Linked DNA regions of Homo sapiens: region 1 is linked to region 2. Evidence: read pairs that join two places in POLR2A ChIA-PET (ENCODE). Cell type or tissue: PC-3. All regions are shown on one strand. Links, peaks and the distances in the headings refer to the core of each region. The heading gives the core; the rest is flanking DNA. Region 1 has its middle 21 kb from the start of MIR4519. Region 2 overlaps RNF40 (ring finger protein 40).

Region 1 (15,694 bases), core at 4,576-12,575, 79 kb before region 2:
CTTTGAGAATAGATGTTGGAGGAGCAGGAGCGTGTCCTGTTGGGAGGATTTGTAGGGGGAACTACAAAGTAGAAGGTCGTTACAATATTGAATAAGGTGAGAAGCAGATGGACAGAAAGAAAGTAAATAATGAGAAAGGGCTTGACTGAAGTAATGAGGGCCGTCCCTGCAGCCTTGCGGCAATACAGCCCAGGTAAGTTGCTGAGACTGATGAGTGTCAGGGTCAATCCAAGTGAAAGCGAAGAGAGGCTGGGATGAAGGGTGCAAAGGAATAGTAAAGGAAGCATGTTTGAGATCCATAACAGAATAATGGGTTGTGGAGGGAGGTATTGAGGTGTGGCTGTAGCCCAGAAATAGTCAGGGAAGCAAATAATTTGGTTAAAATGTCTCGACCTAATAAGGGAGCTGGGCAGGTGGGGATAACTAAAAAGGAGTGCATAAAAGAATGTTGTCCAGGCCGGGCGCGGTGGCTCACACCTGTAATCCCAGCACTTTGGGAGGCCGAGGCAGCGGATCACGAGGTTGGAGATTGAGACCACAGTTAAACCCTGTCGCTACTAAAAATACAAAAAATTAGCCAGTGCCTGTAGTCCCAGCTACTTGGGAGGCTGAGGCAGGAGAATGGCATGAACCCAGGAGGCGGAGCTTGCATTGACCTGAGATCACGCCACTGCACTCCAGCCTGGGTGACAGAGCGAAACTCCGTCTCAAAAAAAAAAAAAAAAAAAAAAAAGCATGTTGTCCAAGTTGGCACCAGAATTGGGGAGTTTTAAGAGGTTTAGAAGCCTGGTCGTGAATACCCACAACAGTTACGGAAACAGTCCCTTGAAAAGAAGGTAATGTGGAGTGGGTAGCCTCCATATTGATTAAGAAGGGGACGGAGTTACCCTCCACTGTAAGAGTTACCCAAAGCGTCTGTGATGGTCCAGGAGGCTTCCGAGGCAATCAGGCAGCATCAGTCTTCAGCCACTAAGCCGGGAAGATCTGGGAAGGAGTCAGTCAGAGAGCCTTGGGCCAGAGTTGCAGGGTCTCTGGCAGTGGCTGCTGGGCGAGTTGGACAGTCTAATTTCCAGTAGGATCCCACACAGATGGGACACGGCTTAGGAGGAATCCCGGGCTGTGGGCATTCCTTGGCCCAGTGGCCAGATTTCTGGCACTTGAAGCAAGATCCTGGGGGAGGAGGTCCTGGAGGAACGCCTGGCTGCAGCAGTTCAGGCGTTTGGAAGTTCTTGTGTGCTGGAGATATGGCTGGGGTTTCTCTCACAGTGGAGGCAAGGAGTTGCAACTCAGAAATATGTTGCTACTTGGCTGCCTCTACTCTATTATTGTATACCTTGAAGGCAAGGTTAATTAAGTCCTGTTGTAGGGTTTGACGGCCAGAATCTAATTTTTGGAGCTTTTTCTAATGTCGAGTAAAGGGCGGTAGAGCGTCTAAGGGTTATTGCCAAACGGGCCATGGACTGGGCTGGGTTTTTATATTTAATGAAAAAGAGCCTAAACGCTAACTGATTTGGGAGAGGTCAGAAAAAGAAGAAGGAGCATTAACCTTGACTCTACCTTCAGCTCCAGCCACCTCTCTAAGAGGAAATTGTTGGGCAGATGGGGGAGGGCTAGTCGCGGAAAAAAACTGTAAGCCGGACCGGGTGTGAGGAGGGGAGGTGATAGAAGGATTATAGGGTCAGGGAGCGGAGGCTGAGGGAGAATTGGGACTTGGCTTGGCCTGACAAGGAGCAGCCTGGGAAGGAGGGGAGAGGTCAGATAGGTTCATAGAAAAGGAGGATTCAGAGGACTCAGAGCTTGGGGTGGAGACTGAAGGAACAGACAGGAGAGAAAGAGGAAAGATTTGGGACGAGTCACATTGGGAGCAGAGACTAGGGAGGGACTGATGTGTAAAAGAATGCCTAGATGTCAGCCACCTCAGACCATTTGCCCATTTTACAACAAGCATTATCTAGATCTTGTAGGATGGAGAAGTTGAAAGTGACATTTTCTGGCTATTTGGAACCATTGTCGAGTTTGTATTGGGGTCAAGCTGTATTGCAGAAGAAAATAAGGTGTTTAGGTTTTAGGTCAGGTGTGAGTTGAAGAGGTTTTAAGTTTTTGAGAACACAGGCTAAAGGAGAAGAAAGGGGAATGGAGGGCGGAAGCTTGCCCATCGCAAAGGAGGTAAGTTTAAAGAGAAAGGTAGAGACATGGAGTGGTGGTGAGCAGCCCTGGGCTGCAATGTGGGTGAGCAGCCAAAGCAGGCGTCCCCACAGTTGACTTGCCACCAAGGGAATGTGGGTGAATGACCAAGGCAGACATCCCCGCGGTGATCAGACACCAATGAAATGTGGGGTGAATAATCAGGCAGGTGTCCCCGCAATGATTAAACACCAAGGGAAGACTGTCTTCCCGAGTCCGTGACCGGCACTGGAGTTTTGGGTCCACGGATAAAATGTGTCTCCTTTGTCTCTACTAGAGAGGAAAAAGACCTGGAATTGGAAGGACAGGGAGATTGAAGGGTAGCGAGAGAGGGAGATTGAAGGGTAGCAAGAGAGGCTGGAGAAGAGAGTGAAAAGACCGCTTACCCAATTTAAAATTGGTGAGATGTTCCTTGGGCTGGTTGGTCTGAGGACCCAAGGTCGTAGGTGGATCTCCTCACGGAGTGAGGGCAAGGACAGGGGACTGGTCTCCCGAAGGAGTCCTCCTGTCCCAGGTTTCGGCACCAAATGTCATGTGCATTTGTGTGAAGAGACCACCAAACAGGCTTTGTGTGAGCAACAAGGCTGTTTATTTCACCTGGGTGCAGGTTGGCAGAGTCCGAAAACAGAATCAGCAAAGGGTGGTGGGATTATCATTAGTTCTTATGGGTTTGGGATAGGTGTACAAAGTACATTCTCAAGGGCAGGGAGAATATTACAAAGTACCTTCTTAAGGGCAGGGGAGAATATTACAAAGTACCTTCTTAAAGGTGGGGAGGGGGGAGAATATATCGTATCAGTTAGAGTGGGGCAGGAACAAATCACAATGGTGGAACGTCATCAGTTAAGGCTATTTTCACTTCTTTTGTGGATCTTCAGTTGCTTCAGGCCATCTGGATGTATACATGCAGGTCACAGGGGATGTGATGGCTTAGCTTGGGCTCAGAGGCCTGACAGAGACAGGGTCTTGCTATGTTGCCCAGGCTGGTCTTGAACTGCTAGCCTCAAATGATCCTCCTAGCTCAGCATCCCAAAGTGCTGGGATTTCAGGTGTAAACCACCATGGTGGGACTGTTATTAGGATTTTCATTACTCACTTCTGCAAAACAGTCTCTAAACACTTGATGCACAAATTCCCAGTCTATCCTCCACCGTCTAAGCTGAACTCTTTCTCTGTATTGCATAATTCATTGCTAACTCTGCTACCTTACCTCTTCATCTGTCATTATCGTGAATTTGTAACCACTACTGAAAGAATTTTCTTAAGGAAATCCCTCAGAGGGCATGTAGGTGATATATGCACTGAATCTTGTAAGCCAGAAAATGTCTTTCTTTTGCCTTGATCAGGCAATTACACTGGTTGGTTTTGATCTTTGGTCACATTCCTTTTCTCTTAGCAATCTGTATTCTACTATCTCCTGGCTTGTAGTATTGTAGATGGGCACCCTTAGAGGATTCTCGTTCCCTTATAAGTAACCTAATCTTTTTGTCTGGAAGCTTATAGGGTGTTTTTTCTATTTCTGGGACTCAGGGATTTTATCAGGCTATGTCTAGATGCTTATCTTTAGTCATGCGAGTCATTTTACTCTTCAGACTCAAATTTCCCACTCCACTGTTCCCGTTCTCTTCTTTTGGGGCTCCTGTTGTTTGGTTGTTGGTCTTCTGGATCAGCCCTTCAGTTTCACATGTAATTGCAGGGCTCCTTCTCTTGAATTTCTGACATGTGATAGGATTTCTTCCAGTATCTCCGAGTGTCTCATTAATGACTGTGCCAACTACCAAATATGTCTATTCTAGGTTTTTCCTGGCATTGAGGAAGTAACCACAGGATGGGTCTGTGAACCACTGGGGCCCACTGAGGAGGCCTGGAATTAAGATTCCATCTGTCCCCTGACCCCCTTAAGCCCTTATTTTGACTGGTGGAGCACACTGGCGTTTTGGGTCCCTAGGAATAAGCATAAACTTAGAGCCCATGTCTAGTAATCCCTAAGGAGCCTGGATATTCCCTCTCCCCAAGGCACAGACACCCTGGTGAGTGGCCATAGGTCACTTCGGAAAGGCTTGAAGGAAGATTTATGCTGCAAGGACCTTCCTCCAGGGTACTGGTTATCTCCTTCAATCAAGGAGCTCTGGGTCCGCTAATGACTTAGGTCTGGAAAGGAATGAGAGGCTGGGACTCTTCACTGTGGCAATGGAGTCAGGATCTTGGCTACCAGACCTAGGGTTTCTCCTAGTGTATAAAGGAAGCAGGAGAGAAATACTCTGCAATGGCAGACTAAAGACTTCCAAAAATCCATTCCCCCATAAAAGCAATGAGAACACTGGCAAAAATTGCCCAAATCAGCTTTTTCAGAACTCTATAAATTAACCAAAGGCTAGCTATTACAATCCAAGGCATGGCTTTTCTTTCTTTCTTTCTTTTTTTTTTTTTTTTTGGAGTTGGAGTTTCGCTCTTGTCACTCAGGCTGGAATGCAATGGCACAATCTCGGCTCACTGCAACCTCCACCTCTTAGGTCCAAGTGATTCTCCTGCCTCAGCCTCCCGAGTAGCTGGGATTACAGGCGTGCACAACCACACCCAGCTAATTTTTGTATTATTAGTAGAGATGGGGTTTCATCATGTCGGCCAGGCTGGTCTCTAACTCCTGACCTCAGGTGATCCACCCGCCTTGGCCTCCCAAAGTGCTGGGATTACAGGCATGAGCCACCACGCCCGGCCTCCAAGGCATGGTTTTTCAAGAAAAAACAGCTGAATCCTAGTAAGGAGAGTGAGTTTTGTGGTGTTTTAACTTGCTCTGCTCCCATTCTTCTCTCCCTTGGTCCACAGCAATCTTGGTAACTAAGAGCCTCACAACTAAGAGACCTGTGAGAACCAATAGCCTAGCAGCCATTAGAGGGGCAGAACAGGTTTGAACCTCAACAAAAGCTCTGTTTCCAGAGAAGTGTCATTATTTGACCTATCCGCTGACTCCTTGAAAAGCTCTATTCTCAGGGTTTATCTTTTTTTTTTTTTTTTTTTTGAGATGGAGTCTCGCTCTGTCACCCAGGCTGGAGTACAGTGGCACAATCTTGGCTCACTGCAGCCTCTGCCTCCTGAGTTCTAGTGATTCTCCTGCCTCAGCCTCCCGGGTAGCTGGGACTACAGGCATGCACCACCGTGCCTAGCTAATTTTGTATTTTTAATACAGGTGGGGTTTCACCATGTTGGCCAGGCTGGTCTTGAACTCCTGACCTCATGTGATCTGCCCGCCTCGGCCTCCCAAAGTGCTGGGATTACAGGCATAAGCCACCGTGCCCAGCCCTCAGGGTTTATCTTTATTTGACCTGACTCAGGACTTTTCCTTTACTAACAGCCATGTCCCTAGGGCATTTGTTGAAAACAAACAAAAACAGGCAGTGACAACTGTTTAACATCACAAGTGCCTGGGGTGGTAATACCAGTTGGAGATATAAGAGGCTGACAAAAAAACTTAAAAGGAAAGAAAACCATGCCATATCCAATAGAGAGCAAAGCTCTGACATATTCTTAGGAATTCCTAGGTCACCAGCATGTCTAGGGCTGTGAACATACAGAGAAAAGACCTGAGAAGTCCCTACGCTCTCACCTCTAGCTGACCTTGTGGCTCTGTGCCGGCCGGCAGCAAGGGAAGGTTAGAGCAGTGCTATACACTGTCTTTGGAACACTGAGACACACACATAGAGCCCCTCGGAAAAGCTGGGAGTCATTTGTGAAAGGCATTTAAGAAAATCTCTGTCCAATCATTAGCTGACAACTAAGCTAACTGGGCTAACTGCTCTAACAGAGCAGACTTCAGTGGCTGCACAACGTAGAATACAGATGCGACTGAATTAGTCTAGGGATTCACATAACAAATAGCAGCAACAACGTACAGTGACAATAACAAAGCCTAGGGAGGAGGGGAATCTAATTTTCAGAGCTGCCACACTTTTTTTTTTTTTTTTTTTTTAGACGGAGTCTCACTGTGTCGCCCAGACTGGAGTAGAGTGGTGTGATCTTGACTCACTGCAACTTCTGCCTCCTGGGTTCAAGTGATTCTCCTGCCTCAGCCTCCTGAGTAGCTGGGACTACAGGTGCCCGCCACCATGCTCAGCTCATTTTTTGTATTTTTAGTAGAGACGGGGTTTCACTGTGTTAGCCAGGATGGTCTCAATCTCCTGACCTCGTGATCCGCCCGCCTCAGCCTCCCAAAGTGCTGGGATTACAGGCATGAGCCACTGCACCCGACTTTGGTTTTTAAAATGTCACTTTCAACCAAAAATGATGAGACATGCAAAAAAATAGAAAGTTTTATTTATAACTTTCTTCTTTTTTTTTTTTTTTTTTTTAGATGGAGTCTTGCTTTGTCGCCCAGGCTGGAGTGCAATGGTGCAATCTTGGCTCAATGCAACCTCCGCCTCCTGGGTTCAAGCGATTTTCCTGCATCAGACTCCTGAGTAGCTGGGATTACAGGCGCCTGCACCACCACACCTGGCTAATTTTGTATTTTTAGTAGAGACGGGGTTTTTCCATGTTGGTCAGGCTAGTCTTGAACTCCCGACCTCAGGTGATCCACCTGCCTCAGCCTCCCAAAGTGCTGGGATTACAGGCATGAGCCACCACGCCCAGCCCTTTCTTTTCTTTTTAAATAGAGACAGGGGCTCGCTATGTTGCCCAGGCTGGTCTCAAACTTCTGGGCTCAAGCGATCCTCTTGCCTTAGCCTCCTAAACTGTTGGGATTACAGACATGAGCCACCATGCCCCGTCCGTAGCAATGATCTTAAAGAACAAGAACAAAGTGACAGAAGCTATTAAAGGATCTGCTTCATTGAAGGCAATGAGACTCATAAAAATTTGAGAAGGGCAGGGCCAGGTGCAGTGGCTCATGCCTATAATCCCAGCACTTTGGGAGGCTGAGGTGGATGGATCACTGGAGGTCAGGAGTTCAAGACCAGCCTGGCCAATGTGGTGAAACCCCATCTCTATGAAAAATACAAAAATTAGCCGGGTGTGGTGGTGGGCACACGCCTGTAATCCCAGCTACTCAGGAGGCTAAGGCAGACAAATCGCTTGAACCCAGGAGGTAGAGCTTGCAGTGAGCCGAGATCATGTCACTGCACTCCAGCTTGAGCAACAGAGGGAGACTCCATCTCAAAATAAATAAATAAATAAATTTATTTGAGAAGGGTGGCCTATATCAGATGTGGAGAAACTTCTGATGACCTGGATTGAAGACTAGACACAGAAGCATAGCTCTCTCAGCACCATGATGATCTCAGCCAAAACAAAAAGTCTGTGTGCGACATTGAAAGAAACGGCTGGACCCAACTATTATGCTGAATTATTGCTAGCTCTGAGTGGTTTAAAGGATTAATTATGTTATTAATTACATAACGTAAAAGTGAGTGGTGAGGTTGGGCATGGTGGCTCACGCCTGTAATCCCAGCACTTTGGAAGGCCAAGGCAGGCGGATCACTTGAGGTCAGGAATTCATGACCAGCCTAACCAACGTGGCGAAACCCTGTCTCTACTAAAAATACATTAGCCAGGCATGTTGGCACGTGCCTGTAATCCCAGGCACTCAGGAGGTTGAGGCAGGAGAATCGCTCTGGGAGACGGAGGTTGCAGTAAGCTGAGATCATGCCACTGCACTCCAGCCTGGGTGACAGAGCGAGACTGTTTCTCAGAAAAAAAAAAAAAAAGAAAGTGAGTGGTGAGTCTGTGAGTGCTGATGTGAAGGCAGCTGAAGAATTTTTGGAAACTGTAGATAAGCTGATTGTGCAGGAAAATTATTTGCCAGAGAAAATCTTCAATATGGATGAAACTTCCCTATTCTGAAAATGGATGCCTAAGAGAACTTTCATCCATAAGGAGGCCAAGTCAATGCCAGGTTTCAACGCTTTGAAGAACAGGATAACAGTCTTCCTTGGGGGACAATGTTGTAGGCTACAAATTGAAACCCTCTGTGATCTGGCACAGTGAGAACCACAGGGCCTTGAAGCACATCAGTAAGCACACATGGCCAGTGTACTACAGGAGCAATAAGAAGTCATGGATGACCTAGCTCCTCTTCCAAGATGCAATCCTGAATTGTTTTGCCAGAGAAATGCAGAAATACTGTTTGGAGAATAATATATTTTTCAAGATTTTGCTTATTGTTGATAAGGCTCCCATACATCCTCCTTTTACTGGTGATATTCATCCCAATATCTAAGTGGTGTTTTCCCCTCCAAACACCACCTCTTTGTTTCAACCAATGGATCATGGAGGTATAGCAGCTTTTAAGGCCTATTACCTGAGGAGACCTTTGCCCAGGTGATTGCTGCAGCTGAGGAAGACACTGAGAAGCCACTGAGACAATTCTGGAAGGATTGCAACACATCTGTGACTTCATCAAGAACCCTGCTTAGACTTGGGGTGATGTCACCATGCGGTATGAATGCCATCTGGAGGAAGACACTCAAAAGGTTGGTCCATGACTTAAAAGTATTTGTCAAGGATGAGGAGGTTTCAAAAATCAATAAAGCTGTGGTTGAGGTGGCAAATAATTTTAACCTGGGTGTGGATGAGGATGACATGGTAGAGCGCCTAGAGGTAATTCTTGAGGAATTGACTAATAAGGAGCTGTTGGAACTGGAACAGGAATACATAGCTGAAGAAGAGGCAAGAGAAAAAAGAAACTGCAGGAGAAGAAAAACCCAGAAGAAAATTCACAGTGAAGGGTTTAGCAGAAGCTGCTGCAGACCTCAACAAACTCCTTAAAACGTTGAAAACACGGACCCCCATACTGAACGGTTTTCATTAATAGAGATATGTTCATGGTGCATTATCTGTTTACAAGCAAATGTATGATTAAAATAAAAGAAAGAAAGAAGCCAAGCAAACCTCCATGGACATTTTTTGAAAGAGTGATAGTGCCTCAAGAAGAGCCTCAGGCAGGTCCTACAGGAGGGATTCCAGAAGAATGTGTTATCATAGGAGATGACAGCTCCATGCGTGTTATTGCCTCTGAAGACCTTCCAGTGGGGCACGATGTGGAAGTGGAAGACAGTGATCTCGATGATCTTGACTAGTGTAGGCCTAGGCTGGTGTGTGTGTGTGTATGTGTGTCTTAGTTTTTAACAAAAAAGTTTAAAATATTGAAAAATATACTTTTTAAAATAGAAAAAGTTGGCCGGGTGCAGTGGCTCATGCCTGTAATCCCAGCACTTTGGGAGGCTGAGGTGGGTGGATCACTTGAGGTCAGGAGTTCGAGACCAGCCTGACCAACATGGAGAAACCCCGTCTCTACTGAAAAAAATACAAAATTAGCTGGGCGTGGTGGCGCATGTCTGTAATCCCAGCTACTCGGGAGGCAGAGACAGGAGAATCGCTTGAACACAGGAGGCGGAGGGTGCGGTGAGCCGTGATCATGCCATTTGCACTCCAGCCTGGGCAACAAGAGCAAAACTCCGTATCAAAAAATAAATAAAATAAAATAGAAAAAGCTTCTGGAATAAGGATATAAAGAAAGGAAATATTTTTGTACAGCTGTACAATGTGTACTTTAAGCTAAGTGTAATAACATTTATTAATGAGCTTATTGACAAAAGAGTAAGTTTAAAAAATTTAAAAGTTTGGCTGGGTGAGGTGGCTCATGCATGTAATTTCAGCACTTTGGGAGGCCAAGGCGGGTGGATCACCTGAGGTCAGGAGTTTGAGACCAGCCCGACCAATATGGTGAAACCCCGTCTCTACTAAAAATACAAAAATTAGCCAGGCCTGGTGGCATGCGCCTGTAATCCCAGCTACTCAGGAGGCTGAGGCAGAAGAATCACTTGAACCCGGGAGGCAGAGGTTGCCGTGAGCCGAGATCACAATACTGCACTCCAACCTGGGCGCCAAAGCAGGACTCCATCTCAAAAAAAAAAAAAAAAAAAAGTTATAAAGTTACTAAGTGAGTGCAAAAGTAATTGTTGAAATTTGCCATTTGATTTTGGAATACATTCTTAAATAAATGTGGTTATGCTATACATCATTTTAATGGTCATTTCTCACTTTATTTTTTTAATGACTCATTACTGCTGTTTATTTTACGTTTATTTTAGACTATGGAAATGATGTTAGACAAAAAGCAAATTCAAGCGATTTTCTTATTCGAGTTAAAAATGGGTCATAAAGCAGTGGAGACACTTCGCAACATCAACAACACACTTGGCCCAGGAACTGCTAATGAACATATAGTACAGTGGTGGTTCAAGAAGTTTTGCAAAGAAGACAAGAGCCTTGAAGATGAGAAGCATAGTGTCTGGCCATCGGAAGTTGACAATGACCAACTGAAAGCTCTCATTGAAGCTGATCCTGTTAAAACTACACAAGAAGTTGCCCAAGAACTCAACCATCGACCATTCTATGGCCGTCTGGCATTTGAAGCAAATTGGAAAGGTGAAAAAGCTCAATAAGTGGGTGCCTCATGACCTTACCAAAAATTAAAAAAATCGTCATTTTGAAGTGTCATCTTCTCTTATTCTATGCAACAACAACGAACCATTTCTTGATCAGATTGTGATGTGTGACAAAAAGTCGATTTTATATGACAACCGGCAACAACCAGCTCTGTGGCTGTACTGAGAAGCAGCTCTAAAGTACTTCCCAAAGCCAACCTTGCACCAAAAAAAGGTCACGGTCACTGTTTGGTGGTCTGCTGCTGGTCTGATCCACTGCAACTTTCTGAATCCCAGTGAAACCATTACATCTGAGAAGTATGCTCAGCAAATCGATGAGATGCACCAAAAACTGCAAGGCCTGCTGTGGCACTGCTCAACAGAAAGGGCCCAGTTATTCTCCATGACAACAACCACACATCGCATAACCAGCGCTTCAAATATTGAGGCCGGGTGCGGTGGCTCACGCCTGTAATCCCAACATTTTGGGAGGCCAAGGTGGACGGATCACTTGAGGTCAGGAGTTCGAGAACAGCCTGGCCAACATGGTGAAACCTGTCTCTACTAAAAATACAAAAATTAGCTGGGTATGGTAGCTGGCGCCTGTAATCCCAGCTACTCGAGAGGCTGAGGCAAGAGAACTGCTTGAACCCGGAAGGTGGAGGTTGCGATGAGCCAAGATTGTGCCACTGCACTCCAGCCTGGGCGACAGAGTGAGACTTCATTTCAAAAAAAAAAAAATGTTGAACGAATTGGGCTATGAAATTTTGCCTCATCCACCATATTCACCTGACCTCTTGCCAACTGACTACCACTTCTTCAAGCATCCCAGCAGTTTTGCAGGGAAAACGAACCAGTAGGATGCAGAAAATGCTTTCCAAGAGTTCGCTGAATCCCGAAGCACAGATTTTTACGCTACAGGAATAAACAAACTTATTTCTTATTGGAAAAAATGTGTTGTTTGTACTGGTTCCTATTTTGATTAATAAATATGTGTTTGAGCCTGGTTATAGTGATTTAAAATTCATGGTGCGAAACCGCAATTACATTTGCACCAAAAGTTGCACTTAGCTAAAATTAATTTATTACTGCAGAAAAAATCTTTTTTGTAAATTTAGTGTAGCCTATATATACAGTGTTCATAAAGCCTACAGTGGTGTACCATAATGTCCCAGGCCTTCACATTCACTCACTACTGACTTACTAACTCATCTAGGGCAACTTCCAGTCCTGTAGGCTCCATTCTGGTAAGTGCCCTGGTACTTACCATGGCATACCGTGGTATACCAGTGTGGCATATCATTTTATCTTTTATGCTGTATTTTTACTGTACCTTTTCTGTGTGTTTAAATACACAAATACTTACCATCATGTTACAGTATTATATATATATCACCTACAGTATTCAGGACAGTAACATGCTGTACAGATCTGTAGGCTAGGAGCAATAGTCTATATGATATAGTCTAGATTTGTAGTAGCAGGTTATACCATCTAGGTTTGTGTAACTACATTCCATGATGTCTGCACAATGACAAAATCGCCCATGACACATTTCTCAGAATGTATCCCCATTGTTAAGCAACACATGACTGTATATAGTGCCTTTATACTCAAAGATAAATAGTTTGTAAGTAAAAGGATATAACAAGATATGCCATGCAAAAGTAACTATAAGAGATGTGTTTGCTGGGTGTGGTGGCTCATGCCTGTAATCCCAGCAATTTGGAAGGCATATTTCTTTTTTTCTTTTCTTTTCTTTTTTTTTTTTTTTTTTGAGATGGAGTCTCGCTCAGTCACCCAGGCTGGAGTGCAGTGATGCGATCTCGGCTCACTGCAAGCTCTGCCTCCTGGGTTCACGCCATTCTTCTGCCTCAGCCTCCTGAGTAGCTGGGACTACAGGTGCCTGCCACCATGCCCAGCTGATTTTTTTGTATTTTTAGTAGAGATGGGGTTTCACTGTGTTAGCCAGGATGGTCTTGATCTCCTGACCTTGTGATCTGCCCACCTTGGCCTCCCAAAGGTGTGAGCCACCACGCCCAGCCTGGAAGGCATATTTCTTCAGCCCAGAAGTTTGAGACCAGCCTGGGCAACATGGCAAAACCCATCTCTACAATAAAAAATACAAAAGTTAGCTAGGCATGGTGGAGGCTGCAGTGAGCTGCGATCGTACCATTCATTCCAGCCTGAGTGACAGAAAGACCCTGACTCCAAAAAAAAAAAAAAGAAAAAAGGAGGCCAGGCACAGGGGCTCATGCCTATAATCCCAACACTTTGGGAGGCCGAGGCAGGCAGATTGCCCAAGGTCAGGAGTTCAAGACCAGCCTGGCCAACATGGTGAAACCTCGTCTCTACTAAAAATATAAAAATTAGCCAGGCAGGTGGCAGGAGCCTGTAATCCCAGCTACTTGAGAGGCTGAGGCACAGGAAATGCTTGAACCCAGGATGCCGGGGTTGCAGTGAGTTGAGATCGTGCTACTGCAATCCAGCCTGGGCAATAGAGCTAAACTCAGTCTCAAAAAAACAAAAAACGGGGATGTGGAGTGGCTATGCTAATATATATATCAGACAAACCAGAATTTAAGACAAAAATTGTTACTAGATACAAAAGACATTTTATAATGATAAAGGGGTCAATCCATCAGGAAGCCATAATAATTGAAAACATACATGCATCTAACAACAGAGCCCCAAAATACATGAAGCAAAAACTGATAGAACTGAAGGGAGAAATAAGCAATTCAACAATATTAGGCAGAGATTTCAATACTCTACTTTTTCTTTTTCTTTTTTTTTTTTTGAGACGGAGTCTTGCTCTGTCCCCCAGGCTGGAGTGCAGTGGCTCAATCTCGGCTCACTGAAAACTCCGCCTCCTGGGTTCACACCATTCTTCTGTCTCAGCCTCCCGAGTAGCTGGGACTACAGGCGCCCACCACCACGCCTGGTTAATTTTTTGTATTTTTAGTAGAGACAGGGTTTCACCGTGTTAGCCAGGATGGTCTCAATCTCTTGACCTCGTGATCCACCCGCCTCGGCCTCTCAAAGTGCTGGGATTACAGGCATGAACCACCGCGCCCAGCCTTTTTTTTTTTTTTGTGATGGAGTCTCACTTTGTCACCCAGGCTGGAATGCAATGGCACAATCTTGGCTCACTGCAACCTCTGCCTTGGGTTCAAGTGATTCTCCTGCCTCAGCCTCCTGAGTAGCCGGGATTACAGGCATGTGCCACCACACTCAGCTAGAATTTTTTTGTATTTTTAGTAGAGATGGAGTTTCACCATGTTGGCCAGGCTGGTCTTGAACTCCTGACCTCAGGCGATCTGCTGGCCTCGGCCTCCCAAAGTGCTGGGATTACAGGTGTGAGTCACCGCACCTGGCCTCAATACCCTACTTTCAATAATGGATAGAACAGATGATCAACAAGGAAACAGACCAAGAAATATTGGAGTACACTGCCCATCTACTTTGTTCCTAGGGACACTATAATCCATTAGCTACTGCCAAGACCTCTGCAAGCCAAGAAATTAGATTGCCTGGTGGTCTCTGCTGCCCTTTACAGTTGATGTATCTAACTTGTCAGGGTCCCTTCATATCCCAAGATCAGAGGGCCCACCTCAATGGTGCATTTCCTGCAGCCTTACTTGGCCTACAAAGGACAGCAACCAGAGAACTTCTCAAAGATACACCTGCTCCCTTCAATGCCCTAGCAAAAGGAGTGCCTTCTGGGTCCTCTCATAAAATAGAGTTGATAGAGTACACATGATAAACGCAGTCTATCATGCTAAGCCTTTGGATTCTCTCTTCCTTGTGATTACCAGGAAAGATCTGGCATCTCATTTCACTAACCACTTAATAGTGGTAGGCCACCATGAAGTCCAAATTCCAGTCAACCAGCCAAGTAGTCTCTTACAGCCAAATTCAGGTACACAAGCTAACACATTACATCTGGAGTCTCTAGCACATGCACCCACATCAATGAATTTGGCCTTATCTAGTATCACATTCTCCCCTCACTGGTCTAACATCCTTAGCACCCATCTTCCCATACACCCTAGTTTTCTGCTAACGTATCAACAATGTCCTGCAATTATTTTAGTGTGTAAGCTGGGTCATTTTCTCCTGGGTCTCAGTGTGTATCTGTCCCCCTGAAACATGGTGAGATTTTTTTTGTTTTTGTTTTTGTTTTTTTTCAAGATAGAGTCTCATTCTGTTGCCCAGGCTGGAGTGCAATGGCACAATCTCGGCTCTTGGCAACCTCCGCCTCCCGGGTTCAAGCGACTTTCCTGCCTCAGCCTCCTGAGTAGCTGGGATTACAGGTGTGCACCATCATGCCCGGCTAATTTTTGTGTTTTTAGTAGCAACAGGGTTTCACCATGTTGGACAGGCTGGTCTTGAACTCCTGACCTTAGGTGATCCACCCGCCTTGGTCTCCCACAGTGCTGAGATTACAGGTGTGAGCCACTGTGCCTGGCCCATGATGAGATTTGACCCTATTAAAGACCTACTGGCAACAGATAGGTTGTGGTGGATTTTGAGGGTATGAGCATCCACTTTCAAGGCATTTGCCCAGGTGAGGTTATCACAGCCTTTTCAGACAGGAAAGTGAGTCTCTTCAGACTGTGGACATCAGGCTACTTCCACTCACAAGGGAGACTCTGAATGACATAGGAGTTCAATATTGTTGGCTTCATCTGGGTCCAACCAGATTCACCATTCCAAATTTCTGGATCCTATTATTTCCCAATTAGTGCCCTAGTTTTTGCATGACAAATTTGATGAGACTGCAAATTCAACTCATTACTTTTCAGCAAACCACACAATTAAATTATGTGTTTGACTTTCAGCAATATCAGCCCTGGGTCTACACAAGTCAGAGATTGTTTTAGGCTTGTCATGGAAGCATTCTGATTCTCAGACTGTGACTTGAGCTGAGAGTGAATAGACCTGAGCTTGCCATTTTCTCTTTGTAATAACTCGACTGTACTGAAAAGAATCCATCGCACACCACAGTCCTTGCTCCTTGGTCATTACTGCTGTCACTGTAGTCAAGAATAGCAGCCATTTGGGTTCCCAAGGCATGTGCTTCAGTA
Region 2 (15,694 bases), core at 4,937-12,936:
AAAGGGGCTGGGGGCTGTAGACTCCCTTTCTTTCTGTAGGTGCCGAGAGTGAAAACGAAGAGGAGAGCCCTCGGCAGGAAAGTTCTGGGGAGGAGATCATCATGGGAGACCCGGCTCAGAGTCCAGAATCCAAGGACTCAACAGAGATGTCCCTGGAGAGATCCTCCCAGGACCCCTCTGTCCCCCAGAACCCCCCAACCCCACTGGGTCACTCCAATCCCTTGGACCACCAGATCCCCCTGGACCCCCCAGCCCCGGAGGTAGTCCCTACCCCATCTGACTGGACCAAGGCCTGCGAGGCCAGCTGGCAGTGGGGCGCTCTCACCACATGGAACAGCCCCCCAGTCGTCCCCGCCAACGAGCCCAGCCTGCGGGAGCTGGTGCAGGGCCGCCCGGCGGGGGCGGAGAAGCCCTACATCTGCAACGAGTGCGGCAAGAGCTTCAGCCAGTGGTCCAAGCTGCTGCGGCACCAGCGCATCCACACGGGAGAGCGGCCCAACACCTGCTCCGAGTGCGGCAAGAGCTTCACGCAGAGCTCGCACCTGGTGCAGCACCAGCGCACGCACACCGGCGAGAAGCCCTACAAGTGCCCCGACTGCGGCAAGTGCTTCAGCTGGAGCTCCAACCTGGTGCAGCACCAGCGCACGCACACGGGAGAGAAGCCCTACAAGTGCACGGAGTGCGAGAAAGCCTTCACCCAGAGCACCAACCTCATCAAGCACCAGCGATCCCACACCGGCGAGAAGCCCTACAAGTGCGGCGAGTGCCGCCGGGCTTTCTACCGCAGCTCGGACCTCATCCAGCACCAGGCCACCCACACAGGCGAGAAACCCTACAAGTGCCCCGAGTGCGGGAAGCGCTTCGGCCAGAACCACAACCTCCTCAAGCACCAGAAGATCCACGCGGGCGAGAAGCCATACCGCTGCACCGAGTGCGGGAAGAGCTTCATCCAGAGCTCGGAGCTGACCCAGCACCAGCGCACGCACACAGGCGAGAAGCCCTACGAGTGCCTAGAGTGCGGCAAGAGCTTCGGCCACAGCTCCACCCTCATCAAGCACCAGCGGACTCACCTGCGCGAGGACCCGTTCAAGTGCCCAGTGTGCGGCAAGACCTTCACCCTGAGCGCCACGTTGCTGCGGCACCAGCGCACGCACACGGGCGAGCGGCCCTACAAGTGCCCAGAGTGCGGCAAGAGCTTCAGCGTCAGCTCCAACCTCATCAACCACCAGCGCATCCACCGCGGCGAGCGGCCCTACATCTGCGCCGACTGCGGCAAGAGCTTCATCATGAGCTCCACCCTTATCCGCCACCAGCGCATCCACACCGGTGAGAAGCCCTACAAGTGTTCCGACTGCGGCAAGAGCTTCATCCGCAGCTCCCACCTTATCCAGCACCGCCGCACGCACACCGGCGAGAAGCCCTACAAGTGCCCCGAGTGCGGCAAGAGCTTCAGCCAGAGCTCCAACCTTATTACCCACGTCCGCACGCACATGGACGAGAACCTGTTCGTGTGCTCCGACTGCGGGAAGGCCTTCCTGGAAGCCCACGAGCTGGAGCAGCACCGGGTGATCCATGAGAGGGGGAAGACCCCAGCGCGTAGGGCCCAGGGCGACAGCCTGCTGGGGCTCGGGGACCCCTCCCTGCTGACCCCGCCGCCGGGAGCCAAGCCGCACAAGTGTCTCGTGTGCGGAAAGGGCTTCAACGACGAGGGCATCTTCATGCAACATCAGAGGATCCACATCGGAGAAAACCCCTACAAAAATGCAGACGGCCTCATCGCACACGCAGCCCCCAAACCTCCTCAGTTACGATCCCCAAGGCTCCCTTTCAGAGGGAATTCCTACCCCGGGGCTGCGGAGGGCAGAGCGGAGGCCCCCGGACAGCCCCTTAAGCCGCCGGAGGGTCAGGAGGGCTTCAGCCAGAGGCGGGGGCTGCTGTCCTCCAAGACCTACATCTGCTCCCACTGCGGAGAGAGCTTCCTGGATCGCTCTGTGCTCCTCCAGCATCAGCTCACCCACGGCAACGAAAAGCCCTTTCTCTTTCCTGATTATAGAATTGGCCTAGGGGAAGGCGCAGGGCCCAGCCCCTTCTTAAGTGGGAAGCCCTTTAAATGCCCTGAATGCAAACAAAGCTTTGGCCTCAGCTCTGAGCTGCTGCTGCACCAGAAAGTCCATGCAGGCGGGAAGAGCTCCCAGAAGAGTCCAGAGCTGGGGAAGAGCTCTTCCGTCCTCCTGGAGCATCTCAGGAGCCCCCTGGGGGCCAGACCCTACCGCTGCTCAGATTGCAGGGCCTCCTTCCTCGACCGCGTGGCCCTCACCCGGCACCAAGAAACCCACACCCAGGAAAAACCCCCCAATCCCGAGGACCCCCCTCCAGAGGCAGTCACCCTGTCCACAGATCAGGAAGGTGAGGGCGAGACCCCTACCCCCACAGAGAGCAGCAGCCATGGGGAAGGGCAAAACCCCAAAACCCTAGTGGAAGAAAAGCCCTATCTGTGCCCCGAGTGTGGAGCCGGCTTCACAGAAGTCGCAGCCCTCCTGCTCCATAGGAGCTGCCACCCAGGTGTCTCCCTGTGAAATGGGTCTGGAGACCAGGGGCCTCGCTCTCTCCAGAGAGGAACACTGGATTTTTTCCCCCAAAAAAATTACATGGGGAAGGGAGGATAACCCTATCAGATGGTAGTGGAGTGGAGGAGAAAGAACCCTGGGAAAAAATAGTGCTTTTACATCAGTGATGAGAAACCCTATAAAATTGTTGGTGGGAAGCACTTATAAGGCAGTAGAGAAAAACTGTTGGGTTAGAAACCCTATAAATATGTAGGAAAAAAAAAAGCCCTTTAAGTCTGTAGCAGAAAAACCCTATAAACCATAGTGGATAAAAGCCCTATTAATTGTAGGAAGAGGTCCCAATATGTCTCTGAACAACCCTATAAAATTGTATCAAAATCCTTAGGAAAATCCTATAGGGTCGGGGAAGTACCGCAATGGCACTGACCCGGGAGTAACGACCCTCAGATGATGCAGAAAACACCTCTCCCTCACTGTTCCACAATGTTCTCTCCCAGCAGCCCTGGACAGTTCTCATGGAGGAAGATGCTCAGCTGGGGGAGTGGTGTGGGAACTGGGTGGAACTGAAAAGGAAGAAAATAGGAGAAAAATAAGTGACCAGGAGCTCTGGAGCCCCCAGAGGAGATAAGACAGAGACTAGGAAGAAAAGGTCCCACTCACTGCACTGGGGTCCTTGGGGTTTGAGGACAATGTTAGATGCATTGTGTGTTTTAGGGAAAGAGGCCTATGGAATCCCTTATCAAAACCCCAAAATGGGGAAGAAAAAACAAATTGGCAAGCCTTTTTAAAGGCTGAAGTTTGGGGTGCAGAAACATGGTCAGTATAAGAATACTGAGAAACCACCACAAAAATTAGGGGGAAGCAGGGGGCAGTTTCTGTTAGATTGCTTTGAGGGGAGCAAACCAAGGTGGGGAAACTGCTCACATGGAACCCAGCTAACTCCAGGCCCCTTCTTGCTTCCGGAAGCTTGCGAAACTGCAAGTAGCAGGCAGGTCCCAGCTCTCAGAGTGCAAGGGTTCTCCCCACACCAGGCAGGACCACCCTTTCTCCCTGCCCAGCCAGGGACTTCTACTCTGCAAGGCCTCCAGGGATGGCGGTTGCCTCCCACCACATTCTCAGGTCTCACCTTCAGGAGGTTTTTCCTGAAATCTAACTGCCGCCAGTGGCAGCTCATTTCCTCAAATTCTGTCCTCAGTGGAGAGGGAGAACCGCTGCTAGTCGACCTCCAAAGAATAAAGCCCTTCAGAGACTTAGGGCCTGCGTGTGGGCCTCCCCAGCCTTCTCCAAGTCATCAGGGCCACAGAATTTCTTAGAAAGCTTTGATTAGCCAGCAACTTGATTTTAAACTTCAGCTATTCATCTTTGTTGGTAGCAAGGCTGCCCCGCAGGATAAGGCAGCCCTCCTCCCTGGTGGGGATCCAGACACCCCACAGACTGAGCCACAGGTCCCTGAAGAGTCCGCAGAGGCCGTATCACCCTCTTCACCCTGGTACCTGGAGCCCTCCAGGGTTGTGAGATCCAGCCCAATCTCAGCCTTGAGATGGATGGGATGGATTCCACTCACTTGGCTCCCCTCTCCTCCTTAGCCAGAAACCTTCAGAAGGAAACAGAAGGATGAGAAAGCCTCCCTTGCCAGGCCCATCTCACCTCCCACACCACACAGTTACACATTCATAAACAGCCAAGCCTGCTCACAGGCCTGGGCATATGTGGCTGGGGAGAGACTGTTGCCCTATGAGATGGTGGAAGACAGAAAACTCTTGAATGAAACATCTGTAACAAGACTCCCACTCCCTAATCCTGGAGACCCCTTCAAAAGGAGAGGACTCTGCTCAGCGCTGGGTCAGAAAGGAAGTGCTTGCCAACCCCAGTAATGCGCTGTCCTGGAGTAAGAGGACTGAGATGCCAGCTGTGGGGCCCGTCAGGAGTCACGTCTCAAGAGAGGGGTGACCCAGATTTTTGCAAAGCTGTGGAAGAGACCTCTAATTCCATGACCTAAAGTTTCACACAACCTTTATGCAAATCCTTCGCCATTTGTCTATCCTGGCCCCAGCAGGATGACCCTCACATTTAAAAGGATCAAAATCTCAAACATTGTGGGAGGAAAACGCCAGGCCTGCTGGGGAGAGGGAGAAGGCAGGCCTCAGGATTGTGCGGAGAACCATGTTGCCATCTGCATAACGCCCCAGCCTATCCAAGTGCCAGGAAGGGAAGCACTACTGAGGGGGGTGCTGCCTGTGGGTCTCTTCCTAACAGAACGCCAACGAAGGGGGTGCCCTGTAAGAATGAGAAGTCTGCCAAGTCTAAGGAGATGTCCCCCTCCCCAAGATGGTAGCAGAAACTGAAGTTGTAAAGACAAACCTCTCGCAAAGCCAGAAGCAGATGCTCTCAAAAACAGGCCTAAGGAATCTGTTCCCAGAAGAGGCCTGGGGAGCAGCTTTTGGGGCTCAGAGGCCAGTCTGGGGGGAGGCAGGCAGTGTGACTGAAGGCCGGCGCAGGCCTGTTTCGGACTAGGGTGTAGCATATTTAGTAGGATGCTCACATGTTGTAGGGATGGGTGAGGGCTAAGGGGCTTGGCTCTTGTACGGGATGGATGATGTGAGCGCACAGTTCGTAGGGTCAGGCGTCTTGCGGTAGGAAAGGGGCAGGGTTCGATACCTCTGGGGTGTGGCGTGTTCTCTCTTGCCCACCTCCCCAAGCTCCTTTAACCAGGAGCTTCCCTCCCAGAGTGAGCTACGTCTTGGGAGGATTGAAGCAGGGAGGTGGCAGTGGCTAGAGTTGCTCAGATCGGCTCAGATGAAGGCCCAGGGGTCAAAGCATTTGCTCACCACAACTGAGTCTGGAAGGCACTGTGCAGCCAAACCCTCTTGTCCAATCACATGCAGGCCCCAGGCCCCTCAGAAACGCCCTGGTGGAGGGAGGAGCCCAACAGATAGGGTCAGGGAGTCAGTGGGGAAAGCAGAGGGGAGAGCTTAGAGTGAAACTTGAAACTGCTATGGACATGGAGGTCAGATGGGAACTTGGAACTGGGCATGAATCCTGAATGGTGGGGAAACTTGAAGCCATCACAGCCAAGAGGTGGGGTTCCATGACCTGCCCTGAGGTCAGCAGCTCCCAGACTCCTTTGCCCTCACTAGGGAAGCCCCAGTCACCGGACTTGTCCCCATGGAGTGAAGAGAGGCCCCATTTTTGAGTGTTGTGTGTCCAAAACAGTGTTGTGTCACTGGTGGTCATGTTGCTTAGTTGAAGAGAATAAAGGGAATAAGATTTCCTGGGTGTTTCTTGTTTTTTCTTTCAGCCTAAAGTGAGCTGAAAGAGTGTGGCCTCACCTTAAGCCGGAGCCCAGGAGTGACTGCAAAAGCTCAGCCCAGCCCCAGGCCCACCCTTCACCCAGGGGCCCTAAAATCCCCATCCATTGCTGGCTTGTGGGAAGCTGAAGAGTTTATGAAGTTTTAAGCTGCAGTCCCTTGGTGCGGAAAGGGATAAATCTGATGAGATGGCAGCCAAGCTAAGCTGTTCTCATCGGTGCCTGGCCTTCCCACCAGCAGGACTGCAGAGTGGCCGCCTGGTGGCTCTGGCGCTGGCCAGCTCAGGCCCAGCTGTGCAGCCCCAGGGAGGCCTCTCTGACCACCATACCCGCAACCTGCCACAGGGAAGTTCTGAGGATCTAGTTTCAGAAGCTGGCATCCACCACTCCTGGTTCACTTGGGGACCCTGGGAGAGGTGGGTGGAGACCTGGCTTGTCATCACTGCCAGGATGTCAGCCCTTGTGCCCTCACTGTGTGGAGAGGCGAGGCTCAGAGAAGGGCAGCCAATTGCCCAAGATCCACAGCAAGTCCGTGAAGGAAACCAGAATGGCCAGGAACTCAAGCATGTTTTGTGCCCACTCCATCCCAATCTCAGGCCTGCCTCAGTGCTCAGTCTCCTGGGCCCTGGGCCTGGCCATGGGGGATTGGGGGAATCCTGCCCCAGCCAGAAAGTGTCTCCCCACCTTTCCTGTACCCCTCTGACCACAACCCAGGGCAGGTTCAGTGTCTCCTTCCCTTCCCCACCTGGAAAGGGGGGTGGGAGGAGAGGAGAAGCAAGTAATGAAGGCTACTCTACATTCTCTGTGTGCCAAGCCCTGGGGACACTGAGGTCTATCAGGAGTCCCAGTGCTGGAGAAATCTGCAGGAAAGTGACTACAGCAGAAGAGCAGACACAGGGCAGTGACTGCCTCAGAGATTTCGCAGAAGGGCTGTGGACCCAGAGATGGTGCCTGCCACAGTGGAGGGTCAGGAAGCTTTCCGGGGAAAGTGACCTGAAGGATGAGGGCTGCAAGAAGACCCAAGAGTAGGTGTATCGGCTGGGGGTGGGATGGAGGACAGGGGTGCATAACAGTTGGGTATGGGCTTAGAGCAGAGAGGGGACTATGGGAAGACAGAGGCAGAGAGCAGAGCCCACAGTGTGGAGCCCCTGGAGGAGCTCGGGGAAGGTACCACTTGGGGATATTTGAGAGTGACATGATCTCTCTTCTCTCCACAAGAACAGTGGTGATTCTCCAGGTCTGGAGCTCAGGAAAGAGGAGTGGCTGGAGCAGTTAGGTCCTTATCAGCTTAGCTATAGCCATAACCATGAATAAACACACACAAAGTGGCAAAGTAGAAGGTCTAGTTTAGGGGTGGAGGAAGAGGACCAGCAGAAGACAGTATGAGAAAAACCAGGACAGGACAGCGTAGCACCGTCGGATGCAAGGGAAGTTTTGAGAAGACAGCGGTCTACATCAGGCAACCCACTGGCCAATCACAGGCAGTGCCCAAGGTCTGGCTGAAACGGGCATGTCCACCACTGATGCCAACATCTGTTCACTCCCAAGAAGACAGCCAAGGTCGGGGTGGGCCCAGGAGTAGTTTTGGTCTGCCAGTCCCTGGGCAGCAGCCCAGGGTACCGCTGCCACTGGGACCACTAGGGGTGGTAAGCAGTCAAAAAATTAAGGCAAATCCTCCCGGCACCGGAGCCTCATGGGAAATGTTTATTAAGAGTTTGGTTCCTGGCCGGACACAGTGGCTCACGCCTGTAATCCCAGCACTTTGGGAGGCCGAGGCAGGCAGATCATGATGTCAGGAGTTTGAGACCAGCCTGACCAACATGGTGAAACCCTGTCTCTAAAAATACAAAAATTAGCTGGGCGCAGTGGTGCACGCCTGCAGTCCCAGCTACTCGGGAGACTGAGGCAGGAGAATCGCTTGAACCCGGGAAGTAGAGGTTGCAGTGAGCCGAGATCGTGCCACTGCACTCCAGCCTGGGAGACAGAGTGAGACTCCGTCTCAAAAAAAAAAAAAAAAAAAAAAGGTTTGGTTCCTGCCACCACATCAGTGGTTGCTGCCTCACTGACATTGTGGGATCTTCACCCCGTTCCCTTGGACTTGACCTTGAAAAAGTGGTTTGATGCCGACTTTTATTAGGTATGAAGACCCACGAGGAGAGTTTTGCCCCTCTGATAAGGAGACCGGGTGGCCTTTAGCGCAGATATCTAGAGAGACGATGCGGAATTACTTGGCATCTACTCAAGAGCCCAGGCGAAGGCTACTCCTGGAAGGGGACCGCGCTTACGGAGGCCTGGCTGACCTCCACCCGTGACCGGTGCGGCGCTCCTGAGACTGGCGCTCTCCAGGGGCGAAGGTGGCCGCGTCTCTATGATGCAATATCCTGCGTTTTTCCCACCCTCGCACCGCTGCCCCAGGCCATCGGCACTTTCTCTGCGGCCCGATGTCCTCCCCTGCCGCGGCCCGCGCTTCCACCAGCGTGCCCGCCGCCGCCGGCCCTACGCCCGAGGTCACCGTGGCGGCCCGCGTCTCCTTCTCCAGTTCGTCCTGGTCCAGCAGCGGCGGCCCCGCTTAAGTCCCGGGCGCCAATAGGGTCCGAAGGCGCCACCGCTGAGACGCACGCGGCCCCTGCCGTGGCCATAGCACTGTCGCCAGCGCCTGAACCAACACCGCTCCGCACCGGCTCTGGCGCCAGCCCCAGTCCTGCCTCGGTGAAGGATCCGCCCGGGGCGCCTGCAGCGCGCTGAGCCCAGGGGCGCCGCTCGGTACACGCCGCACCGCTCCCGAGGCCGATTGCAACGAGGGAAGTCACCCAGCTGAGGTGTCCCGATCTGTGCATTCGAGTGGTGTGGGGGTGAAGCCGCTGAGAAGCGGTCCGCAGGATCCAGTTCAGGCCGGCCTTTGGCCAGCGCAACCGGGAAACTAGCTCTCTCTCCGAGAACCTCCTAACCATGTGCGGACCAGGAACTACACTTCCCAGGATGCAGCCCGAGGAGTCCCGGCATCCCCCGGCCATGACAGCCAAGGACGTGGTCAGACCGGGGTCGGTGGGAGCAGGACAGGCGGCTCCGCGACGACCACCACGCTCTCCCCTTCAGGCCCAGTCCGGGATCCCTGCCGGCCGTTAAGTCTGAGCCCTCCCAGGCTCACACCAAGCCAGCAAAGTGCTGCTCAGCTGCTGCAGCTAAAATCGGGGGACTACATTTGGGGTGCGCGGCCTGGCTACTCTGGCTGCAGGCCGAGGGTTGAACGTTTATTCATCACAATTAACAGCCTATACAAGCATCTCTAGAACAGAGGCTGTGGGTCCAAACGGGTCCCTGCAGCTCCAACCCTCTGGCCTCTCCGGGCACTGCCCTCACAGCCGATGGAGCATGGCTGGGCAGGCAGACAGGACACAGGCTCAGTCACAGGGTGTCAGGGGGAAGCTCTTCTAGCTGGAATGATTGGAAGTTGGCCCAGCGGCTGGGGCTGGTCTGTCCCTTCCCCTCCTGGGAAGTTCCACCTCCACTGTAGTTAAGGCCACCAGGATGAAAGCAGGGTTAGGTCCAGGGACCCAGTAGAGCCTTGGGATGCATGAGGTGGGGGTAAATGGGCTTGGCAGAGAAATGGAGATTGGGAAGGGGCCTGATTAGAATAGAAACTGATGATGTTGGTTCAGCACCTGCAAGATGAGGAAGGTGACTGCAGCAACCTTAGAGCTTCCCAAAGGAAGCAAGTGATGCCCCCATCTGCCAAGAGGGTACCTCCTTCAGCCCTTGGCACAAGAGCCAGACCAAGGTGTCCAGGGAACTCCACAGGACAGAAGCCCTGCCGAGGTTAGGGGGATGGTGGGTGAAGGAAAGTCTTCCTGGGGCCTGCAGCCCAGTCTCAAACAAGGAACAAGGACATGGCTCACTGGTCCTCATTTGTGAGCCAGTAGGCAGGGAGCGAGCCTTCTCTAGGGTAGATCACAGCCTGGGGAATTTTCCTTAGGGTTAGGATGCATCCACGGAGACAGACAGGTTAGGGCCAGTTTCCGGGAAGCTCAGTCAAGTGCTCTGGGCTCCTCAGGCCTCTCAGGCAGACCTTTTCTGTAGGGCAGTGCCCCCTAGGCTGCAGCTCTGACCTTTAGGAAAAGATGGAACGAAGCTTGGCTGATCCCATGCCCACTAGCATGCACCAGGGTCCCCAAACCAACTAGATGGGCAGGGGCTGGGCCCATGGGGTCCGGAATGGAGGGTGGGGCCACTAGACCTGGGGTGGGGAGGAGATGGGGGCACAGCCCCCAGGGTCCATGGTGTTCCAGAGTCCCCTGAGTTTCAGGTTCAGCTGATGTAGATACGATGGAAGTCGTGGGCACCAAAGGCCGCGTTGCACTTGGGGCACTTCCTCTGGCGGGCCTCATAGCGGCCCCGCACGCACTCGAAGCAGAAAACGTGGAAGCACTTGGTAAGGACTGCATCCTTCTTGCGGGTGTTACAGCAGGGGCAGGTCAACCGCGCCTGGGCCAGGCAAAGGCATCAGCTTGGGAACAACTCTGACAGTGCCCAGACCCCAAGCTGACAGCAGGAGGAGTCCAGGCCAAGCCCACCACACTGGAGACTGCACCTCATCCTCCCATAACCCTGGAGGTAAGGACGAGCACTCTATGAATGAGCAAACTGAGGTGCAGAGGCCAAGGTCTCAACACTAGAAATCAGCAGAGTCCGGATTCATCACTGGGCAGTGATGGCTATCATGTGTCCCCTCAAAAGGACAAGGACCCACAGGCCCAGCCTGGACTCTGCCTTGGGGCTTCATCTCCTGCCCCACTGGCCGCCTCTGGTGAAATCCCAATCTTGTCTACCTCTTCACCTGCACTTGCTAAGTCACAGCTGGAATGGCAATGCAACTAGAAATCTGTTCTCTCTACCCTCAACTGGGCCCAGCCTCGACACTGGCCAGAGACCCTGCCGTGGGTCCCTTCTTAGCCTGAGACCTCTCTTCCGCCACCAGGAGGGTCTCACCTCCAACTCCAGACATGGATTGACTCAACTCAGCATCCCCCAACAGTGCTCCTCCAGCCTGCTAAAATCCCAGCCCAGCCTGCCGCCTCAGCAGCCTCCCTGCCATCACTCCTGTCTCCCAGGACCCTACACACCAGCACTGAACAGGCTCCCAAGCCTGCCTCTACCCCATGGCTGCCTCCAGCTGCCTCTGCCCTTCAAGGCTCAACTGCTTCCAAGGGATGACCAAGTCATATGTGGCTTCCACCTCTGCCTCTACTGACATTCCCCAAGCCTGTTCTCCAGCCCGGCCCTTTTGCCTTGAGCACCTTCCCAGCCTCCCAAAGGGGTCCCACAGGCACCTTCTCAGCATCCTTTGACACCATCCCATAGAACCTGCTCCCCCGCAGGCCTCCTAACCCCCTAAATGGTACTAACTATCCACCTAGTTTCTCAAACCAGGAAACCAGGAGTCCTCCAAGTGTTCCCTTTCCCTCACTCCATGCATTCGATCCACCCCCGAGTCCAAGCAATTCTGCCTCTGAAATGTCTCCTGAACCCATCTACTCTGGTTTCTGCCTCAGTGACTGCAATACCTTAACAATTTCCCTGCCTCCAGTCTACCTCTTCCAGCCCAAAACCAACAACAAATCTAACCACATCACTCTCCTGTTTAAAACCCTTTGAGGTCTCAACCTGGCGTACCGCACTCTTCAGGAGGTGACACGGCCCAACCTCTCCACATTGGCTCCTCTGATTACAACCTCCGGTGCTGTCCCAGCAACCCCTCCGCTCAAGCGTCCACATCTGCTGTTCCCTTTGCCTAAAGCTACTCACTCCCGTTCCTCACAGCCACGTCTGGCCTATTCTTCAGGTCTGCTGTGGTGACATTCACTCCAGGAAGCCTGCTGACCCCAGGGCCAGGGGAAGGGCCTCCCCTGAGTCCCCTCAGCCCCTCTGGCCTCTGCCATCATATTACACATCTGGGATGAGAGAATTACTTGGCTGCCTCCTCCCCTGACTGTCAGTTTCAAGAAGTCAGAGACCAGGGCCAGTTCCTAGCCTCCCAACCCACACCCAGCCAAGCACTGTGCCTGGCTCACAGTACATGTACAGCAAACAGCATTTGACTCTGTGACCACTGTGCTGCCCACTTTCTGCTGCCCTACATTACTTCCAGGGTCCCCAGACTCTCCACTAGTCTCAGCAATCCTGCATCTACAATTCTCAGGTGGATAGGGCACAACTTGGCCCACAGCCCCACCTTGTACTCCTTGATCTCCTCCTGGAGGATTTCGTCGGCATCTGCGTAGACCTCCACCTTCCTCTGCTTTTCCAGCTTGCGCCGCAGCCGTGAGATGTCCTCCTGGGGCAGGAGAGGCCTGGCTAAGGGCAAGGGTCCTCAACCTTGAGCCGCTTGCCCCCAGGATAGGTCCGTGACCGTGGACCACCCTGGCCTGGCCCCTCACCCCTGCACACACCTGAGCCCTCTTGAGGTTGAAGCTCTCTTTCTCACGAGCAGCCCGGCTCTCTGCCAGGCAGGGCTGGATCTCCCGCAGCCGAGTCTGCACGTGCTCCAGCTGCACCTTCAGGTCCTCGGCCAGCTGGGCGGCTTCTACAGCCTGAGTAGGGTGGAACAGGAAGGAGGCACTGGTCTGAGCCTGGTGACTCAGGCATGTGGAGTCACGGCCCACCAATGCTTCTGTCCAGGGCCCCAGTGACACCTGCCCTGGAGCTGCTCCTGCCTCCTGAGCCCTAAGCCCTCCCCTCCTGTTCTCCCTCTCCAGTTCCTCCCGTGTGATGCTGTTTTTTGGGGTTTCTTTGTTTTTTGTTTTTTTGAGACGGAGTCTTACTCTGTCCCCCACGCTGGAGTCCAGTGACACGATCTCAGCTCACTGCAACCTCCGACTCCTGGGTTCACACCATTCTCCTGCCTCAGCCTCCCGAGTAGCTGGGACTATAGGCGCCCACCACCACACCCAGCTAATTTTTTGTATTTTTAGTAGAGATGGGGTTTCACCGTGTTAGCCAGGATGGTCTAGATCTCCTGACCTCATGATCTGCCCGCCTCGGCCTCCCAAAGTGCTGGGATTACAGTCGTGAGCCACCACGCCTGGCCTGCTGTCTGGTTTTTGAGCTTTCACAAGGCTCTCCTCTCTGCTCCCCTCAACTTCCCCACCACACATGCAGCTCCCCTGGGCCTCAGCTCAAGTGTCACCTCCTAAAAGGCTCCCCTATTTTTCTTTGACAGCACCTCAGATTCCTGCACAAGGCTTACTGTGACATGCACTATTTTATTTGGGGGATTACTGGCCTGCTCTGCCTGCCAAGACCTGAAGTTCCAGCTTTGACTGGAAGGCAGGGACCTTCTTGTTCCCAATGTCTCCACAGCAATCAGCGCAAGGCCTAGTACATAGCAGGGATGTAAAATATGCTGCTTAAATGGGCCAAGCACAGTGGCTCACACTTGTAATCCCAACACTTTGGGAGGCCAAGGCGGGCAAATCACGATGTCAGGAGTTTGAGACCAGCCTGGCAAACACAGTGAAACCCCGTCTCTACTAAAAATACAAAAATTAGCTGGGCGAGGTGGCAGGCTCCTGTAGTCCCAGCTACTCGGGACACTAAGGCAGAAGAATCGCTTGAACCTGGGAGGCGGAGGTTGCAGTGAACTGAGACCGAGCCACTGTACTCCAGCCTGGGCAACAGAGCTAGACTCCGTCTAAAAAAAACAACAACAAAAAAACCACAAACATACTGCTTAAATGAATGAACTAACTGGAGAAGAAAACAGCTTCAGAGGAAATGGAAATCAATGTTAATCTTAAGCCTTTAGCCAAAGCTAGACATTTCTTCTATTTAATACAACTATGTGACAAAGAACATCATCCCCACTTTACAGTTCACCAGCGAGTGGTTAGAAGGTAGAGCCTGGAGTCAAGGAGGCTTGGACCCAAATATTAGGGCCACTCCCTCTTGAGCAGAACAATCCACCTCCCTGAGCCTCAGTTTCCTTATTTATAAAACGAGGCTAAAAACAAAATCCAGCCAGGTGCAGTGGCTCACGCTGTAACCCCAGCACTTTGGGAGGCCAATGTGGGTGGATCACAAGGTCAGGAGTTCGATACCAGCCTGGTCAACATGGCGAAACCCTGTCTCTACTAAAAAAAAATACAAAAATTAGCCAGGCGTGGTGGTGCGCGCCTGTAATCCCAGCTACTTGAGAGGCTGAGGTTGGGAGAGTTGCTTGAACCTGGGAGGCGGAGGTTGCAGTGAGCCGAGATCGCACCACTGCACTCCAGCCCGGGCGACAGAACAAGACTCCAACTCAAAAATCTTTTGTTTTTTTTCCCTAGGGACAGAGTCTCGCTCTTGTCACCCAGACTGCAGTGCAGTGCGATCATAGCTCACTGCAGCCTCAACCTCCTGGGTTCAAGTGATCCTCTCACCTGTCAGCCTGCTCGAGAAGCTGGGACTACAGGCGTGCACCAGCACACCCAGCTAATTTTAAAATTTTTTTGTAGAGATGGGGTCTCACTATGTTGCCCAGGCTGGTCTCCAACTCCTGGCCTCAAGCAAACCTCCCGCCTCTGTTTCCCAAAGTGTTGGGATCACAGACGTGAGCCACCACGCCCGTAAACACCATCTTGATAGGATTAGTGAGACTGAAATGTGACCAAGCATGTCAAGTACTCAGCATGTGGTCTGGCACATGTAAATGTTCAATATGTGTGAGCTGTTCTGTGACAGCCTGGCTTCACCTCAGGCTATTGCATCGGGTGCTCTGAGCAGAACCGGAAGGTGAGGAGGTGAGCCAGCAGCCCAAGCTGTGTGTCCCCCTGGCCCAGCCTCACCTTCCGCTTGTTGAGCTCCAGGGCTTGGCTGCGCAGCGTCAGCTCCTTCTCCACACCCCCGAGGCTGCCCTGCAAGGCTCGCTCCTTCTCCTCTAGCTTCTGCACAGTCAGCAGCTGGGCATCCACCTAAGGACCAGAGGAGGACTCAGGGCCATGACCCCCACCTCTCCAGCTCCAGTCTGCAAGCTGGCGGCGGCCATACCTGGGACTTGAGGCCAAGGACCTGCTCGCCCAACTCATCCTTCTCCTCCCGCAGCAGCTTGTGAATCTGGTTGGCCTTGATCCGCTCTGACATTAGCTTAAAGTTGGCATCATCCTTTTCCCGCAACTGCTGTAGCAGCCGCCCGTTCTGTTCCTGCATGTCCTCAAAAGCCTGACCTGTCACATCCATCTCTGAGAGCAGAGCCTCCTCCTCCTGCAGCAAGTGGGCAGAGACAAGATGGAACGTGGGAAGTGGACAGGATGGCTGTGGGGGAACCATGGGAAAACGCAGCGAAGCAAAGAACTACAGAGGGGACCCAGATCATCAAGGTCCTGCAGGCACTAGAGGCACCAAACAGGGTATGAAGGGAACTCCCTGCGCTCCGACGCGAGGGCACCACATGGGCCGCACCTGCTTGGTGGCACCCAGCTTGCGCTGCAGGTGTTCTATCTGCTCCTCTGCCTGCCGAATGCGCCGCAGGGCATCCTCATCCGCGATCTTCTTGCTCTCCCTTCGATCCCTCTCCTCCAATTCCCGGATGCGGCTCCGCAGCTCATCAACCTATAGCACAGGGAAGAAGAAACTCTCTTGACACTGCTTCCTGCTGAGCTAGGACTCTGCTCTGCCTTTCTGAATGCCCCACAAGCCCCAGCTGCCCTCACCTCGGCCTTAGCCTTGCGTTCCGCTGCCATGAGCTGCACCTTATCCCGCTGCTCCTTGGGCGCTGACTTGTACATATCCAGCAGCAGTTTCATCTCCTTCTGGCTCTCCTGGGCCTTCCTGGCAAGAAGGTACAGGA

Evidence for each region. ChIA-PET counts read pairs that join two places held together with the same protein. Peaks named below come from ENCODE experiments on the same cell type or tissue, not always from the same donor. Only the 100,000 strongest peaks of a DNase experiment are listed, where the experiment ranks them.
Region 1: POLR2A ChIA-PET joins it to region 2 with 9 read pairs; 8 of 35 experiments call an interaction of 5 or more read pairs at or near these places.

Annotation. Positions count from the first base shown.
Region 1 is chr16:30,846,897-30,862,590 of GRCh38, reverse strand. It overlaps a transcript of BCL7C not described here. Among named protein-coding and RNA genes, the nearest start is that of MIR4519, 21 kb to the left of the region's middle. In PC-3, for the core only: no CTCF peak of the experiment used is centred there; DNase peaks (open chromatin) are centred at 5,570 and 8,670; H3K27ac peaks cover 1,487 bases.
Region 2 is chr16:30,768,600-30,784,293 of GRCh38, reverse strand. It overlaps RNF40 (ring finger protein 40), which reads right to left. Exons shown (of 20, transcript NM_014771.4): 14 at 15,558-15,675; 15 at 15,307-15,456; 16 at 14,896-15,108; 17 at 14,694-14,819; 18 at 12,321-12,461; 19 at 12,104-12,205; 20 at 7,987-10,356. The coding sequence ends at 10,180. ZNF629 (zinc finger protein 629) reads left to right here. Exons shown (of 3, transcript NM_001080417.3): 3 at 40-5,838. The coding sequence ends at 2,576. Among named protein-coding and RNA genes, the nearest start is that of ZNF629, 11 kb to the left of the region's middle. RefSeq lists enhancers at 7,935-8,044, 8,374-9,050, 9,051-9,729 and silencers at 8,375-8,454, 14,851-15,047. In PC-3, for the core only: no CTCF peak of the experiment used is centred there; a DNase peak (open chromatin) is centred at 8,803; H3K4me3 peaks cover 1,397 bases; H3K27ac peaks cover 989 bases.